Linked DNA regions of Homo sapiens: all the other regions are linked to region 3. A link is an interaction called in ENCODE POLR2A ChIA-PET data of the cell type or tissue named here. Cell type or tissue: GM12878. All regions are shown on one strand. Region 1 overlaps ADGRV1 (adhesion G protein-coupled receptor V1). Region 2 overlaps MEF2C (myocyte enhancer factor 2C). Region 3 overlaps MEF2C-AS1 (MEF2C antisense RNA 1).

Region 1 (4,000 bases), 1.4 Mb before region 3:
ACGAGGTTTCACCATGTTGGCCAGGATGGTCTCAATCTCTTGACCTCATGATCCGCCTGCCTCGGCCTCCCAGAGTGTTGGGGTTACATAAAGTCTTTTAACTCATGTAACTGAACTTCTGATTTCTATCTTCTTTCTAGAATATTTAAGCTTGACATTTTCCATGAGCTCATGTACTCCCGTTTGCATGAGTCATCAAAAAACAGATCACAAAAGCCATTCGAGCTGTTTATATTTGGACTACATATGCCCACCATGGAAACAGGAAGAACAGTGTAGAGAAGCTTTAATTCCAGAGCTCTGTGGAGCTCTAGAAGATTATGGGTTTCAATTGTGCTTTCTCTCTCCCACATTTGCAAAGCACAAAATGAAAATCTCACTAATCTAAATCCTTTGAGGCCAATTTAGAAGCAATAAAATAAGTCAAAGTTTGCTCATATAGGTTATAAATCTGAGTATGTGACAGTGTCTCTGTCAAGTAGTAAGATAACTCTTGTCTTTTAGGTCCTTTAAAAAATAAGGATCACATGTTTAACTAAGATTTCTTAAACCACCATTAGATGGCACCCGTCTGTCTAAAAAAAAAATCAACAGCAACAATTTCACATATTATGAAGCGGTCTTAAGGATCTAAGGATAGATTTTTGACCCCTGTAACTCTTCTCAAACAAACGTAATTTTGTAATCCTACATAGATCTTAAAAAGTCATGAAAAGCAGTTTTCTTGAAATTAAGATCTCACTGAAAACAACTTTAATTAGCTCTAGTCAAACAAAATTTTTTTTTTCTCCTGAAATTCAGTAGTATTATCTAATTTTTAAAAATTGTTTCTTTGGATACTTTCTGTGAGTTTCTTTCTCTTCATTGAAGACAGTCTGTTTTTATTGAAGAATCTAGGTGCTTATGCTTTCTAAATGAATTATTTGCACTCACTGCCAGTAAGAAAGAAAGCAAAAGAGGGAATTTAATGTTACAAACCCAGATGCCTAGAGATATGTGTTTTTTAGTCCAAACTGTGATTACAAAACAATACTAAAAGATCATTTTTGCCAAGATTTAAAATTTGTAGATTTCACATTTTAAAAAAATGGATGTCTAGATTATTTTGAAAAATTACCAGAATTGGCAAATCTGGGTCCACATTTCTCCATGGCATCCCTTGCCTGGAGCTAAGCAGTAGCTGCCAGTTAGACAGAGAATTTGCTCTCCTATACCCTCCTAATGTCTCCTCAGACTAGGGTCAAAGAGGAAAGTAAGAAATTTCTTATCTCCATGTCATTCAGAGGCGGAAAACCAGTTCACAAGGTGGTGAGCGTGCATGTGTGTGTACGTGCCTGCACACACGTGTGTGCAGGCACGTACACACACATGCACGCTCACCACCTTGTGGAATGCCTCCATGCAGTGTCCCAGGACTTTGATTTCATAGGACAATGGGAAGAATTCCTGGCAGTACCTCCATGGGCATCCTAACACAGATGCCATGAAACCTTTAGCTGGACACTGCAAGTGCCTCCTGGGGTGTTGGGCCCCAAGTCACCTCCAAAGCAGGAGGCAAGCATTGATTCCACTCAGCTTTGGGCTCCAATCTAGTCTCTGCCATCTTCCCAGCTGTAGAAGTTTAGACAAGTCACTTCCCTTCACATGGCCTTGAGTTTCCTCAATTGCTAAAGGGAAGCAAAATGAAAAGCTACAGCACTGAGGTAGTCATGAGGCCCAGGGGAGGGAATCCATCTCTGTGCACCATGAAGTGCCAGTTTCTAGGCTGTAGACCTTCAATCTCCACATGGTCAAGAGACCAAAGGAAACAGCATTGGGCATCCTGGACTGTCTTATATGAGCACCACCCATACATCCACAAGCTCCTGCCTACCCTCCACAGTAGCAACATTAGAGTGAAGGAATGTTTGAAGTAGATGGAAACATTGAGAACTTAGGAAAGTTTAAAAGAACAATGAAAACTCATCATGGACTTCAAGGTCAGAAGAGAAATGAATTACAACACTGTATGTGAAAGAACAAAATGTTGGGGCTTCTGATGTTCTGGATGACCCCCAAAATTTGAACCACAGTATCCGCCACCTCTACACACTGCAACTGGCATGGGAAGCACAGGTAGAGGTCTGGGAACTTGGCAGATGCCTACCCTCCCAGCTACATGTATGATCTCAGAGAAGGAGAACAGTACTTTTCATGGTTAGAAAAAAAAGTTTGTATTTCATCTGTAATAATTTGTGGTTCCTCCAGGTTTAGAAAATAAAAAGGAAAAAGAAATGATAGAAACCAAAAGTTAGATCAAGAGGCCCTGAAAGTGTTTTGAAATGGAAACCACTGCCACACCACTTTGCATGTGCCCAGTCTTTCTTCAGGCTTAAACACCACAAATCTTTTAACCACCCAGCTTCTGCTGAGCCACCACCATGTCTATTAATCATTTCTAAAACACAACAGAAATACAAAGCATAATACAATTTGACTAATTAAAGTCAACACTTTATTCCAGTTTTCTTCGTTTTTAGCTAATTTTCTTTTTCTGTTCCAGGATCACATCCAGGACACCACATTACATTGGGTTGTCATGTTTCCTTGGGCTCCTTTTGGCTGTGACATTTCCTCAGAGTTTTCTTATTTTTGATGACTTTGGCGCTTTTGAGGAATGTGGTCAGGTATTCTGTAGCATGTCCCTCAGCTGGGATTTGTCTGATAACTTTCTCATGATTAGACTGGGGTTATGGGTTTTGGGGAAGACCAAAAAGGCAAAAAGACTTTCTCATCACTTATACAAAAGGTACATACTATCAACATGACTTATCACTATTGGTGTCGAGCTTGGTTACCTGGCCGAGGTGGTATTTGTCAGGGTGCTCCACTGCAAAGTTACTCTTGCCCTCTTTTCCATACCAACTACTTTGGAAGGAAGTCATTATGTATAGCACCCCTCTCCCCTTTCGAAAATTTCTTACTGTTTTCCGTTAAATCAAACAAACTTACTTCCTTCCATCTATCTACCGACATATTAAAAACTGTACCAGGCATCGAAACATTGTCAGGATGTTGTATTGTAAATCTGCAGAATTTGGGAATGGAATCTAATTGGATGATGAATAGGATACACATACGGGAGTCTAAAAGAATTAATGGAATACAGGATCATTACAGCATACATTTATGGAGATGTGTTGCCAAAAGGCTAATTAACAATTTCAGATTTTCCTCTTCAAATATTCTCTGAAATCATGTGTCTACGTTCATTATTTCTTCTGTTAATAAGGCTCTTGATCATAATGTTCCAGGCTGTAGTGATGCCTGTATACCCTTATTGTCCAAGCCTCCAGCAATCCCCAAATGACTGCTGGTTTTTACTATATTTCCTTGGCTTCCTCAAGCAATTATAGCCTCCAGCAGTATCACTTGCAAACCACTTTCTAGCCATTAAAGCTATAAACTGTTACCCAGAATTTAGACTAATTGGCCAGTTGGATAATTCCAATCTTCACACTGAAAAAAATGCAGCAGAGCCTAGCATCTATGCCCTTAGAGTACTCTGATACTTACCAGCAGGGCAACTATGAGCAGGCTGTTAATGTTTGAGTCTATTGTTAACGTCTGAGTCTACTTCCTCTTCTGTAAAATGAAGTTATAAGACTACTGACTTTATTTGGTTATTTTGATCTGGGATTAAGTCCAATGTTTTTCTGTTTTCTAATTCATCAATTTCATTTTTAATCTTTATCAATTCTCTATCCTGATTGGTTTAGTACGGTATTCTTTTAAGATTCATAAATTGAAAACCAAGTTACTTTTTATTATTTAAAAGATACGGTTTTGCTTCATGTATAGTTTTGGCTGCATCTCAGGTTTGGTAAGTGGAGTTCCTAGTGGTATGATATTCTAAAAAGTCTGTTATATTATGAAATTCTAAAAAGCCTATTGCCACAGATATGAGTTCCTATTTAACACAAGGCTTATTTACAAGAATTCGTTTTCCCTTGCTGCTTTT
Region 2 (4,000 bases), 420 kb after region 3:
GTAGATGAGATACAGAGAAACAAAGGTATTTATTTTATGACTGCATCTACAGATTGGATTTAGAATGAAAATTAGCCCTTTAACAAACCAGGCAGACTTGAGCAGCCCATATAAAAAATGTGAAGCCTGCTGTGTTAGTCTTCTCTTTTCAAAAGGCAAAACATTCCTAGGCCTTAAAATGGGCCACAGTAAAATCTCTTATATCCTGATCAAGTTAACAATTTTCGGTCATCCTTCTTCCTTTTCCTCATGCAGACAAATGCATCAGAATTCAGCTGTCACAAATTTTAAAACTCAAACTTTTATGAGTTTGTTAATAAACACTCGTTTCATTAATGTGCATTCGATTATTTAATTTAGATCTAACTGTGATTTATTATTTTCCCTCCAATGCATAAGATTTGGAGTTTTATTTTGGGATTTGGGATGTTGACTTAGGGTGAGGGGTTGGTAGAGTTCTAAATTCCACACTCTAAGCCCCTTATTTTAATCCTTTTATCATGTTCAGAATTTTAGGAACTACTGCTTGAAAATCCTTTGGAAATACTACTGTATTTCAGCGAAACGGAGGCTCAATTTGCTTGAGGCTAACGAGGACAATAGTCCCCTTTGCGGCAGAACACACTGCTGTCTCATCCTCGCAAGTTATGCTGGAGGGTTACAAGCACGTGGTAGCAGTCTGCTTAAAAGAGTCCCTCGCTGCTCTTTAAAGAGCCTTTCATTTACGATGGCAGGCCCCGTCATTGTATAAAGGAACGCTTGTCTAGAACACAAGTCTGCAGAGGCACTGCTTCCTCCCACCGAGAGTAATCATCGGGCCTAAAGCTCGCGAGCCTTTCTAATGACAGACTGAATTAAACAAAATAAAACTGAAGAAGAATACTTTAGAACATTTGTGCCATTACTTACTGTCAGGAACAAGGGAGGTGGAGAAAGAGCATTTAGGAGGGCATTTCCCTTTTTCCCAATTAAAGATTGTCGTTGCAGACTCTTGACTCCAGCCCTAACCCTTTAAACACATAGGAAGACCTGTGGCTCCTGGATTACAGAGTGTATTGTATCTGTGAACTGTCCATCTGTCACTCATTAGTCATTCTGTTTCCTCAACTGGGAGGAAACTGAGAGATTATCTAGGTGGGGGGATGAGGTGGAGTAGCCGACCTGAAATATTTTCACATAATGAGGGTTATATTTATCATGACTCTTATTTGGAGGGAAAAAAAATGATCAAACCTCAAACCTTTGAAAATAGAATTAGCTGGGTATACGAATCCCAAACACATCCTAAAACAAAGAAACTACTATTTATGAGTTAAAGAATGGTGAAAATAAAAAAATAAAAAATTATCCATTCATTGAGCACTGTAAGGTTCAATTAAGATTAGGCTAAAAATATTGTGTTTGGTGGAAAGAAGTATTTGGGACCCATAGATCAGATTTTTGTTGCTTCCCTTAGTGATATGTCTGAGGCAATTTGCAGTTGGGCCTCAATTATTATTATAGATGTGAGTAGCTGCTGTTTCTAAAGGTCCTTTTCTTTCAGAACTCTTTCCTGCAAGGTGCAAGAACAGTTACCACAGTTAAAATGGCAGGAAAGTTCTTCTGAGGTGACTTTATGAATGGGGCTGGGCCTGGGAGGGTGAGGGAGGGGGCAGGCGTGTGGAGTGGAGAAAGATTATGAAATGCCCTTTCCATTTCACAGTAGTCAAACTAATTTCCCTACCCTGTAGGAAATGATACAGGACTCCTTCTCTGTTTTTAGAACTTGTTATTTACATTGCCTGTGTAAATCAGAGGGCCACCTTTTTTTATTCTAGCTGTAAGCAGACCTGTATTTACTACCAACCAAAATTCTTCCCATTTTCTGAAATTAAAATAAACATCCATAAATATAGAACTAGTTTGTGCCCACTAGTGCATGCATGTGGTTCTCAGTGGCTGTAGTGGGAATGGCCGGAGCGTCTGAGGGCAGAGTTGGCTGCAGAGTCTATACAAAAGTAGCTTTGATTTACTGTCAGAACCTAGAAACCAACTGGCTCTCAATTTAGTGTTCTTAGTATTATTTTTTGACTTTAACCTAGAAAGCAGTCCTTACGTTAATTAAAATGTTATGCATTACTGTGCTTGCACTTATCAGAATTTCTGATGGTTCTTAATGTAACATTACAAATGACAGTGCCTGCATACTGCTCAATAAACAGTTGACTGGGTCCATATTGAGCTGAACTTCAGCCCCTAAAATCCATAGTTATCTAAAAGAGGGAAGGAACACTAACTAACAGAAAGAAAGATGCACTTTGTGTGAAGAGGGTTGGTTTTCTAGTCCATCCAGGAACAAGTCTGGGGACCTTGGATAAGGCTATTCATGTCTTTGTTTACGGTATTCATCTGAAAAATAGGGATGATAAACTGTGCTAAAGAATAAGTTCAAAGAGATACTGTCGAATGTAGGGAGATAATTAATTATAAAATCGTTGAACTTCTTAGAAAAAATTATCAAATAAGCAACACTGTTATCTAAAAAATAATATAAGAAATCTGATATGCTTCACTTGCACCAACCAACCCACACACAAAATTTGACCAAGTCCAGTTTTTTCTCCTGATTAATTTTACCAAATGTAAGTTTCTACTGTAAGTTAAAATGACAAAAAAATAAAATAAAACAAGTATGTGAAATTTCCCTCTCTCAGTAGCAAACTTCTTGTTAACATAGTCTGAGCATCCATAGAAATTTATTTTCAGCTATTCATTTTGGATTACAAAAAACACTATAATTCCTCTGTCCATATATCTATTCATTCTATCAACATTTATTTATTTAGCCAAGTATTATTATTGGTTGTCAGGTTACAAGAATGAGCAAAAGATGGCCCAGGTACTCGAGAAAAACTAGGATATAGCTGAGAGAGACACTCTAATCTAGACCTAAGTAAATAATGGTAACACAAGCTGACAGGTCCTAGGAGACCAGTCTTTTACAGTATGTTTCAAGGAGCGACTAAGCCTGGTGCATCAGAGAAGATACTACTTGCTTTGTAAAGTGTTTCACAGTTAACAAGTTATTTACACTGGTATTATATCCCTTACTTGACCTCTCACAAAACTCTATATGATGCCTGTTATTATCTCCACTTTCCAGGTGAGGAAACTGGGGTTCCGGTAAGTTAAGCAATTTTACGCAAGGGCACACAGCTCATAAAAGGCAGAGCTGGGACTTGGTTTTCAATTTTTATGTTTTTCTTTCTACATTGTACTGCCCCAGTCATGATGCATGTATCCTGTTTCTTTAAAATGTCTTTAATAATGTGAATTTGCTGTTTTATCAATCTGGATAATTATTTTTCTGTGCATTTTCAGTACATCATTTAATGTTGTCTACTCAAATTCTTTACAGTCTTTTGTGTCTCGTCTAGCTACAAAAAAAGTTATTTTATTTCTTGAAATATGGAAATTAGAGGCGATAATGTATGGGTGGGATTGAGTAACTAAAACATAGGAGATTCTGTAGGGTGCATGCTTGGTGAACCATATTGCCATTTGCTCTTAACTCAAAGCCCTATGATACTTAGGCATAGATTAAGAACATCTAAAAATTAGAATAAATATTTTAAAGGTCTCTAGTCCAACTTCCTGCTTAATTCAGGAGCCCCTTCTACACCTTCCTTGATATGCAGCTCTATGTGAACATATTCAGAAATGAGCTGCTTCCTGCTTGGTGGGAAGTTCTCATCACTAGATTTTCCCTTGTTTTGAATCTCTTTCTAATTTTCAACAATGCTTACTAATTTTGCCTCTTCGCATGGACATATGCTTCAGACCTTAGAAAATGTTTAGCATTTCACTTTTAATTCTATTTTTTTCTGAGTTATACATTCCAGATTCTTTCAATGGTTCCTCATGCCAGATTGTTCTCAGACCCTACATCAGTCTGTTTACCATCCTGTAGATGCTCTAATTTTGTCAGTGCTTTCTTAAAATGTCACCCTCAGAACTGAAT
Region 3 (4,000 bases):
TGTCTTTAATGACCCTGAGAGTGACATCAGCAAGAGGATGAGATGAGAGACCAGCACTCATCTCCTCACAGAAATATCAGTTTGAACAGCTTCCATACACACATGGAAATAACTTCACAAGAGCTAAGAAATTCAGGTGAGAGATTACAGCACCTGACAGGAGCACATAAATAAGAAAAAGATGCTTTGAAGAAGGCAGAAAGGACAGTTTCACATTACCCTCATTATCCCTCCCCCTAGCTCAGTAAGTATGGTATAGAAAGAGATACCCTGTGCTTGGCGGAAGTACAAACTGATCACCTGATATTGCTGTGAACCCCAGCACCAGACTGGTCCCTGCAACTCCAGGCTATAGGCCACTCCCTACAGACACAGTCCCCAGGCCTGACCCAGCACAGGCTATAGGCTGGCCCAAGGCCGGATAGGCCTCATGAAGCCAGAACCCATACCTGCTCCCACAGACTCAGGCTCCAGGCCACACACCATGGACCCAGGCTCCAGGCATGCACTGGTGCCAGACCTGCCCTTGTACACCCAGGTTTTAGGCCCATGACAGCACCAGAACAACCCTATGGCTTCAGGTTCCAGGCATACCCTAGCACTAGGCTAGCTCTTAAGGACCCAAGCTCCAGGCCAGCCACCATGGCCCCAGGCTTCAGGCTTGCTGCAGTCATTCTACATCAGCCCAAGTAGACCCAGGACCCATGCCTGCCCCCACAAACTCAGACTCCTAACAACCTCAGCATCAGGCCTGAGCAGACCCAGGCTCCAGGCCCACCCCCATATTTCTGGGCTACAGGTCCACCAGCATGGACCCAGACTTCAGGCCCATTCCGTGTTCCCAGGCAATAAGCCACGTACATCTGTGGGCCACAGATCAAAGCTCCAGGCCCACCCCAGTGCCAGGATGGCACCTGTGTAGCCCCAGGCTCCAGGCCAGCCCGCATGAAACCAAGACCCAGGCCCTCCCCTACAGACTCGGGATCCAGGTCAGTTCAGCATCAAGCTAGCACCTACAGAACCAGTTCTTAGTCCTACCCTATGGCCCAGGCACCAGATCTGCCCCTGTGGACTCAGACTCCAGGCCCACCCCAGTGTGAGGATGGCCCACTGGGACCCAGGTTTCAGGCCTACAGCAGTGCAAGGATAGCTTTGATAGCTCCAGATTCTAAAGGAGTCCCTAAAGACCCAGGACCCAGGCTTGCCCCTATGAGCTCAGTCTCCAGGACTGCCTCAGTGGGTGCCAACACCAAACTGGCACACATGGCCCCGGCTCCAGGCTCAGCCATATATAACTAGATACGATGCCTGCATATATGCACCAAGGCTCCAGGCCTGGCCTCACCCTCATCACCATGCCCGCCCTAGTGGACTCCAGCAGGAGGCCCGCACCTGCAGACTCAGGCTGTATTTCAGCCAAGCTCTAGACCCACACCACTGGACCCAGATGCTAGGCCTATCCCCAAAGATCAAGGCCCTGGGATAGTCTTTGCAGACCTGGGAGCCAGACCCTCCAGCCCACTGACCCAGGCACCAGGAAGCCTCCCTCCCTTGCACCAAGGACTTCAGAAGCAAGCATGCATGTACCCCATTGGCTGTCCTACCTAGTATCTCTAGAAGGGTGAAATGATGACGGACTTTCCCTGCCAAAGCCGGTCTGTAAACACTAGAAGAGGTGCCTACTTCTTCAAGTGTGCAGATCCCAATGCAAAGCCAGAAGGATCACAAGTACTCAGAAAAACATGACACCCATTAAAGGAACAAAATAAAGCATATGTATAGTCCCTAAAGAAAGAAGAGACCTACAAACTGTGGAATAAATAATTCAAAACAATCATCTTTAAGAAGTTCAGTTAGGCTGGGTATAATAGTTCACAGTTGTAATCTCAGCACTTTGAAAGTCCAAGGCAGGAGAATCACTTGAGCCCAAGAGTTCAAGTCCAGCCTGGGCAACATAGAAAGATCCCATTTCTTAAAAAAAAAAAAAAAGAAAAAGAAAATTAATTAGCTAGGTATGGTGATGCTTGCCTGTATTCCATATAGTGCCTATAGCTACTCAGGAAGCTGAGGTGAAAGGATCGCTTGATCCCAGAAGTTTGAGGCTACAGTGAACCATGATTGAGCCACTGCACTCCAGCTTGGATGACAAAGCAAGACCTTAACTTAAAAAAAAAAAAAAAGCTACAAGAGAATACAGAAAGACAATTAAGTAAAATCAGAAGAAAACCAATACATCAATACATGAACTAATGAGTTCAACAAAGAAACCACAAAAAGAAACTAAACAGAAATACTGGAGCTAAAGAACACAATGACTGAGTCAAAACTTTCCACAGACTTCTTCAACAGTAGACCCAATCAAGCAGAAAAAAGAATCAGCAACCTTGAAGATAAGTCATTTGAAATTACCAAATGAATAATAATAACTAATTTTAAAAGAAGTAAAAAACAACCTACAAGTTTTATGGAACACCATAAAACAAACCATTTTATGCATTATGGCCACATCAGAAGGAGAAGAGAAAGAGAGAGGAGAAGAAAGCTTATTTATAGAAATAATGACAGAAAATTTCTCAAATCTGAAAGGAAAGATTGTCATCCAGATCCATAAAACCTAAAGAATCCCAAATACATTAAACCTGAAGAGATCCTCACTGAGACATATTATAATAAAATTCTCAAAAGTCTCAGATCTAAGGGAGAATTTTGAAAATAGCAACAGAAAAGTAATCACATTCAAAAGAACCCTTATAAGAATATGAGCAGATGTCTCAGCAGAAACTTTACAGGCTAGTTTTGAGTGGGATGATATATTCAAAGTACTGAAAGAAAAAAGGGCCAAGAAAGAATACTCTACATGGCAAAACTGTGCTTCAGAAATGAGAGATAGACTTTCCCAGTCAAACAAAAGCTGTGGAATTTTATTACCACTAGACCTCCCTTACAGGAAATGCTAAAGGGTATTCTTTAAGAATGAAACCATTGCTAACTAGCAGCATGAAAACGTATGAAAGTTTGAAACTCGCTGTAAAGATAAGACTATAGTCAGAGTCTGTACCCTAATACTGTAATGATGGCATGTAAATCACTTTTAACTGTAGTATAAAAGTTAAATGAAAAAAGTATTAAAAATATAGCTATAATAATGTGTTAATGTGTTTACAGTAGAAAAAGATGTAAATTGTGACATCAATAAAATAAAAAATGAGATGAGAAGAAATAAAAGTGTAGATATTTTGGATATGGTTGAAGTCAATATCAGCTAAAAATAGACTGTTATAATTCTAAAATATTAAAATGTTTTATGTAAGGTTTATGGTAACCACAAAGAAAAACCTATATAAGATATACAAAAGATAAACAGAAAGGAATCAAAGTATATCATTACAAAGAAATCATCAGTCACAAAGAAAATCAGTAAGAAAAGAAGAAAGAAATTTTTTAAAACTACAAAACAGTGAAAAAACAATGAACAAAATGGGAATAATAAGTCTTTACCTATCAATAACTACTATACATGTAAATGGAGTAGATTATCCAATCAAAAGACATAGAGGGGCTGAATGAGTACAAAACGAAAAACCAACTACATGCTACCTAAGAGACTCACTTTAAGAACACACATAGGCTAAAAGTGAAGGGATGGAAAAAGATATTCCGTGTAAATGATAATCAAAAGAGCAGGGGTGGGAATACTTATATCAGACAAAATTGAATTTAAGTCAAAATCCATCAAAAAACACAGAAAAGTCACCAATAATTATAAGGGAGTCAATTTATCAAGAGTATAATTGCATATATATGACATGAGTATATATATATATGTGTGTGTGTGTGTGTGTGTGTATATGACAATTATATATGCACCCAACAACAAAGCACTTCAATTTATAAAGTAAATATTAACATAACTAAAAGGAAATGTAGACAGCAATATGATGATAGCAGGGGACTTCAATATTCTGTTTTCAACAATAGATAGACCATCCAGACAAAAAAA

The links. ChIA-PET counts read pairs that join two places held together with the same protein. Peaks named below come from ENCODE experiments on the same cell type or tissue, not always from the same donor. Only the 100,000 strongest peaks of a DNase experiment are listed, where the experiment ranks them.
Region 1: POLR2A ChIA-PET joins it to region 3 with 7 read pairs; 1 of 35 experiments calls an interaction of 5 or more read pairs at or near these places.
Region 2: POLR2A ChIA-PET joins it to region 3 with 5 read pairs; 2 of 35 experiments call an interaction of 5 or more read pairs at or near these places.

The regions. Positions count from the first base shown.
Region 1 is chr5:90,601,246-90,605,245 of GRCh38, reverse strand. All of the region lies in intron 1 of ADGRV1 (adhesion G protein-coupled receptor V1), which reads right to left. Among named protein-coding and RNA genes, the nearest start is that of ADGRV1, 44 kb to the right of the region's middle. RefSeq lists a silencer at 1-109. In GM12878, a CTCF peak has its summit at 555 (motif pointing right); DNase peaks (open chromatin) are centred at 549 and 2,318.
Region 2 is chr5:88,811,098-88,815,097 of GRCh38, reverse strand. The region is part of intron 2 of MEF2C (myocyte enhancer factor 2C); the gene reads left to right. Among named protein-coding and RNA genes, the nearest start is that of MEF2C, 70 kb to the left of the region's middle. In GM12878, no CTCF peak of the experiment used is centred here; no DNase peak of the experiment used is centred here; H3K4me3 peaks cover 733 bases; H3K27ac peaks cover 398 bases.
Region 3 is chr5:89,226,834-89,230,833 of GRCh38, reverse strand. The region is part of intron 7 of MEF2C-AS1 (MEF2C antisense RNA 1); the gene reads right to left. Among named protein-coding and RNA genes, the nearest start is that of MEF2C-AS1, 350 kb to the right of the region's middle. In GM12878, no CTCF peak of the experiment used is centred here; no DNase peak of the experiment used is centred here; H3K27ac peaks cover 2,699 bases.